2 separate regions of the Homo sapiens genome follow, and region 2 is linked to region 1. A link is a loop called in an ENCODE intact Hi-C map of the cell type or tissue named here. Cell type or tissue: PC-9. All regions are shown on one strand. Links, peaks and the distances in the headings refer to the core of each region. The heading gives the core; the rest is flanking DNA. Region 1 has its middle 36 kb from the start of TIMP4. Region 2 has its middle 13 kb from the start of TSEN2.

Region 1 (2,916 bases), core at 212-2,711:
AGAACTCATGGCCTGAGCTACTTTGCCATATTACTTTTATTTAATCTAGCAAAGTCAACAAGACAATTGTATTAAATTTTACACAGTGTGATAAGAGGTGCACACAAAAATTTACAGCATATCCACCTCTTTACATTCTCTCTCCATCCCCTGACCCCAGGGAAAGAAGGACTGGGAGAAAGTTAGGACATCTGTGACCAGTGTTGACCCCTTGTCCTAAAACCATGAGTAACATACACAATGTTTCTTATTCTGATAGAATATAATTCTGGTTCTTAAAAAATTACTCATTCTTCCACATGTGATGTCAGACCAAAAACCACAAGTGGCTTATTTAGAAAATGAGTCAGCCTGGAAATGCTGCAGTGACAAAAAGGAGAGGCATTTACCATAGGTCAGGCAGCACCCTGGTCTGAAGGACATATGGATTCTCTCCAGCCCTTAGTAATGGGGTGGGGCTGGGGGTGGGGAAGTTCCATTCAGAAACAGCCTTCTTGCTACTTAAAAAAGACAGCCCCAGAGACTGGGAAGTTGGCTATTCAACAACCATCAATAAATATTCAGTGAATACTGTGATAAAAATTATCTACAGCTAAGATCTCTGAAAGATTGGTTGCAGTCTTCTACAGATCTTGAAGCCTTGTCTGTAGGCCAGCTTTGACCACTGTGCAACCACCTCTGCAGTTTATGGGGATTCCCTACCTATGTCTTCACCCCAGATTAGTAAAGGTAGAAAGCCTCATCCCTGCCCACATGGAACTCATCATCATCTTGGGTCAAGATAAATTAATTCTGTATTTTATTGATTTGTTCACAACCCCTTATTTTATTTAGCGCCATAAATTTTATGAGAGGAATATAAAAATGAATTAAGCAAGGATTCGGCCCTTACAAAGTTTATAGCCCAGTAGGGAAGATGTGTAAATATAAAGAAGAAAATGTAATGCATTAAGTCAAATGCAGTCAAAATGTTAGTTTGGAAAAAAAAAATAAGCTTGATAGGTATTGGTGAGGATATGAGAAGCAGAAGGAAGTCTTACACGTTGCTAATGGGGGTGCATGTTGGTACTGCCATTTCAGGGAACAATTTGGCAATCATGCGTAAACCCTATGACTCAGCAATTCCATTTCTGAACATTTACTCTAGAGAATCTCTTGCACATGTACATAAGAAACCAAGTAAAAGAATATTGGTCACAGCACTCTTTGTGCAAAGACTGGAAATAACCACCTCTCGTGGGGAATTAAAATATATGGTTTATTCATAAATTGGAATACTGTGTAGGAGTTAAATAAAATATATGAGGAATGCAGATGAGTTCAGGTAAGATATGAAAGGAGAATGAATAAGATGAGCCAGGCAAGTGTAAAATGGACCACAAGCAGCATATGCTGTTGCAGTGGGGCAAGCTTCTAGCTCAGGAGCTCAGAGAAGACCGCACCCTGGAGGTGAGCTGTGCACAGCCCACAGGACAGGAGGCACGCCACCTGCCGGGACTGGGCTGGGTGCACAGAATTCAGTCACTGAGTTTTACAGCTGGAAGTTGCATCTAGTTGCATCAAGGCCCAGGCAACTTAAGGAGTTTGCCAAGGTTACAAAGGGAGTTAGTAATAGAAGCAAATGAGTCTCAACACTAAGTGTCTGGTGGGCCACTGGGAACATTGCCTTTCCTGAAATAAATGAAATGGGTTTCATATTTGGGGGCCCTCCAGGGTGAGAGAGACTTATGGAATCATTTCACAGAGGCCAGGAGGCAAAGGGAAGAGATAGTGTTGGCTAGTGGAAAGAGCCTGGGTTTTGGAATCAAATTGAGTTTAAATCCAGGCTCTGCTAGTTATTAGCTAATTGATTATGTAGTTTAACTTTTCTGTGTCTCAAATTTTCTCATCTATAAAATGAGAACAATGCTACCTTTCCAAGGAGGTTGTCTTAAGAATTAAACAAGCTGATAGAGTCTGTTCCTAACAGTGGTTAGCATGCGAGATCACAAGAAACCATCTCTGTCACATAGAAAACCTGTATGAGTAAGTCCCAAACCCCCTTTCCCCAGGACTCCTCCAGGAGCAGCCAAACGAATGCCAAACATGCCTTTCTCCTGCTCCTGCAACCAGGGGAACCTCTAGGGCAATTTCAGCCCATCCAATGTCTTTTCCTAGGGCTATGGCTCCTTTTAGTTGTATTAGCTAAACTGAGCTGAGGGTGGACACTTGGGGAGGCCTGTGCTGTGCCAAGGCATTCCAATAGCAGTAAACACACGGCAGACACATACATACGTACACACATGCACACAAAGTAAAAACTGCAGCTACAGAAATAACAACGCAAACCCCAGGTGATCACAATGGATGCTTTTTTAAACACTGAGACCATACCATCATTCCTACAATGGTATGGTTCCCTTCAAAGCAATTCCTTTGGGAGATTATTTATTCCTACAAGGCTGCTGCTTATGTTCAGAACATAATTGCCTTCAGATCTGTAGTACATTATTTGAATTTCTGTAACTCTTGGAAGATCAGGAATTCTTTACCTGGAATCCAGGTATTCTCATGCATGTATTGTGCATTTCGGCAGGCCCTCAACACACATAAAATATCAAGAATCGTTGCTTTAGGGAGTAAATTTTGATATAAACAAATTTAATTCTTTTGGAGTCAAATCTAGTGATTAAGCTAGATAATATATACAGTCCAAAATGCAATGTGACTATAAGTTAATGAGATAACGTTCTGTGGCTTACAAACTAGTTCTGAAGTAAATTAATCCCAGAAAGGGGTCTCAGATCCATTTTGAATAGTTTCTCTCTGAAATAAATGTATAGACCCATCAAGGTTATCAGGTTTGAAAGAGAAGTTGCATTCCAACAAGCAAATTCTGTTGTTTGTGGAAAATAAACAATTTATTACTGTCTAATT
Region 2 (2,916 bases), core at 162-2,661, 280 kb after region 1:
CCTTGCAGGGGTAGCCCTGCTTTCCCCATTTTACAGATGAGCGACCCGTGGCTTAGGAAGATCATGTCACACAAATGCCCGCAAGTGCAAGCTCTCGATTTTTCTAATCCTTGAGAGTGGATGCTTTTTCTCTTCATCTATTTTGTCTTGGCTGATGGCTGGTGATACAGCTTTCTACAATTGGACCAACTTTCCCTGCCCAGCTCTTTCACAAACATTCCAGGTGGATTTATCATCCTGTGGGCTATATGGGACATTCTTATTCATTAATCTGCAGCAGAGCCCAAAGACAAAAGCAAACAGGAGACTCCATTCATTTAAAAAAAAAAGTGAATTAAATAGTACTCATCAAAAGAACTTGGTCAGGCCAGGCTTGGTGGCTCACGCCTGTAATCCCCACACTTTGGGAGGCTGAGGTGAGCAGATCACCTCAGGTCAGGAGTTCAAGACCAGCCTGGCCAACATGGCAAAACCCCGTCTCTACTAAAAATACAAAATTCAGCCAGGCATGATGGCGTGCACCTGTAATCCCAGCTACTAGGAAGGCTGAGGCAGGAGAAGCGCATGAACGTGGGAGGTAGAGGTTGCCGTGAGCCAAGATCATGCCACTGCACTTCAGCCTGGGTGACAGAGCGAGACTCCATCTCAAGAAAAAAAAAAGAACTTGATAGAGCTTTAAAAAATGCATTTACAAATTCATTTCTCCTCTTTACTTCATTAGCTCAAATAACATATTCTTTTCTGATAGCAAGGCCCAGAAAGCTACCACCTGCTGCTGTTTCTGCCTCTTCTGGCCATTCAACAAGTGTTCACTGATGACTCTCGGGAGAAAGTCAAGGCACAGAGATGAATAAGGCCCAGGCCCCGCCCTGCAGACCCCCAGGCCACTGGATGACATCCCTCCTGAAAGAGCAATGAATGCCAGGCCTTGTCTGATAAGAGCTATGGAAAGGCTGTCATGAAAGTGCAGAGAAGACAGAGGGCTTTCCTGCCTAAGGGAATCAGGTGAGGCTGAAGGATGGGTAAGAATTGGACAGGAAGACACAGTGAGGAAGGGCGTCTTGGAGGGCCCAGTTTCTTCCTCTCCATCGTTGTGGCTGATAGACATTGCATATGCCAGGACTGTGCCACCCACTGTATCCACATCGCTCCTGCTGAGGCTGCTACCACCCCCACCCCCACCTTTCAGATGAGCAACTGAAGTTCCAAGAGGCTAAGCCGCTGCCCAAGGTCCTAGGTGCGTTCCAGAAGCAGGCTTTGAATCCAGCTCTCTTGGCGCCCCTGCTGTTAGGTTGATTTACTGTTTTCAAAGAACCTTCAAACACGTTATCCCATTTCATCTTCCTGTGCCTGGGGTTTCTCTATGTCTCACCAGCCTGTTGGCACAGATGAGTCACCCTGCCCGTAATAACGTGAATTTTACTCTCCCAGCCTCCCCCTCTGCTCGCTCACCCCGGTCCTCCAGCCACCTGCACAGCCTCGCCCACTTCTGGCGGGAGTCCCCGGGGTGTCTGTGATCTCCTTTTCCTCCTCAACCCCACTCATTCAAGTTCACTGCCCAAGGAGGCAGCTGGAGGTCACTCCTCTTCCCTCCATTCCCGGTGTGTGTTGCTTCGAAAATTCTTTCCCAGCACCAGGGCTAGAGTAAGGTGGCTGGCGAGGAGAGGGGAGACCATGGTTCTACTACCCACTGAGTGTGGGACCTCAGTGGCCGCCGTCATCATCCTTCTGGGAGCCTCAGGTTTCTTATCTGTGAAAGGAAAGGGGTTCAGTTTCATACATGTCCCTCTGAGCAGCGGTCAAATGTGATACAGTAAACCAAGGGCCCTAAGGAAATTGGAGAATCAGCTCCCAGCACTCCATGGGACACACACATCAGCAGTCACACCTCCAGGCCCCATGTGTTGGGGGTAAGTGCCATAAGGGAATGAAACTGGTGGGAAGGGCTGTTCCTGGCTCGGGGGGCCCATATGGAGGCCGTTCCTCCAGGCCTTAACACAAGCCAGATCCTGCTCTCAGAATTCACCAGCATTACCCACAAGTCCTCCCGGGGGCCAGCTGTGGCAGGAACCAGTTGAATTCCCATGTTAGAGACAAATAAACTGAGGAGGCTCAGAGAGGCAAAGTCACTTGTCCAAGGTCACACAGCTAGTCAGTGGTAGAATCCGGTAGAACTGGGTCTGAGGGCCCCCCCGTCAACCCAGCCTCTTAACTGCTGTCTTCACAGAAAAGGGGCCAGTACATCCTGGCACTGAAAAATCAGCGCAGCCGTTCAGCACTACCCCTGCCTATAGGAATGATTCTCTGGATAGAATCATTCGTCATTTCCTCATCTGCACAGTCAGCTAGAACAAGAATTCCTGGAGCTCAAGTAGGCTCCAATGGGGATCTGCTCCCAACTCACAGAAAAGATTAAGCTGACGGCCATGGCAATTTCAACTGAGTTTTCCTTCTTTGTCGTTTTCTGAAACCTTCAGAGCCTAGAGCCCCTTGTTCCTGCTGGGACTTCGTGTGTGATAGTATCTGGCTGACCAGAATTGTCGTAATCATGAATATCATCCAGCACTGTGCTGAACCCTTCACACACCTTGCCTCATTTAACCCTCACCATGACACCGTGGGACAGACATTTGATGTTTGTCTTGCAGAGAAAAAAACCAAGGCTAGAATAGGAGAAGTGTTTGTGTCTTGCCAGAGGGGACCCAGGTAGTAAGTGACCAAGCTGGCACTTGAATCAGGTCCATGTAGCCCTAAAGCCTGTGCTCTTAACCACCACCTTGGACTGAGTTTCTTATTTTCCGCTTTCTCAGTAGTTCTCTACCCAGACTGCACATTTGAAATACCTGAGATGCTTTTTAAACATACTGTGGCTAGGCCCATCTGAGACCAATGAGGTCAGTCTCTCTGGGACCCAGA

The links. Hi-C counts contacts between places; a loop is a spot of excess contacts. Peaks named below come from ENCODE experiments on the same cell type or tissue, not always from the same donor. Only the 100,000 strongest peaks of a DNase experiment are listed, where the experiment ranks them.
Region 2: it touches region 1 in a loop (6-fold over the local background); 15 of 110 quality-filtered maps call a loop at or near these places.

The regions. Positions count from the first base shown.
Region 1 is chr3:12,193,311-12,196,226 of GRCh38, forward strand. No RefSeq gene overlaps it. Among named protein-coding and RNA genes, the nearest start is that of TIMP4, 36 kb to the left of the region's middle. RefSeq lists an enhancer at 1,531-1,580. In PC-9, for the core only: CTCF peaks have their summits at 1,458 and 1,657; DNase peaks (open chromatin) are centred at 361, 1,111 and 1,451; H3K4me3 peaks cover 853 bases; H3K27ac peaks cover 2,500 bases.
Region 2 is chr3:12,470,073-12,472,988 of GRCh38, forward strand. No RefSeq gene overlaps it. Among named protein-coding and RNA genes, the nearest start is that of TSEN2, 13 kb to the right of the region's middle. In PC-9, for the core only: CTCF peaks have their summits at 1,119 and 1,323; DNase peaks (open chromatin) are centred at 249 and 1,379; H3K27ac peaks cover 2,500 bases.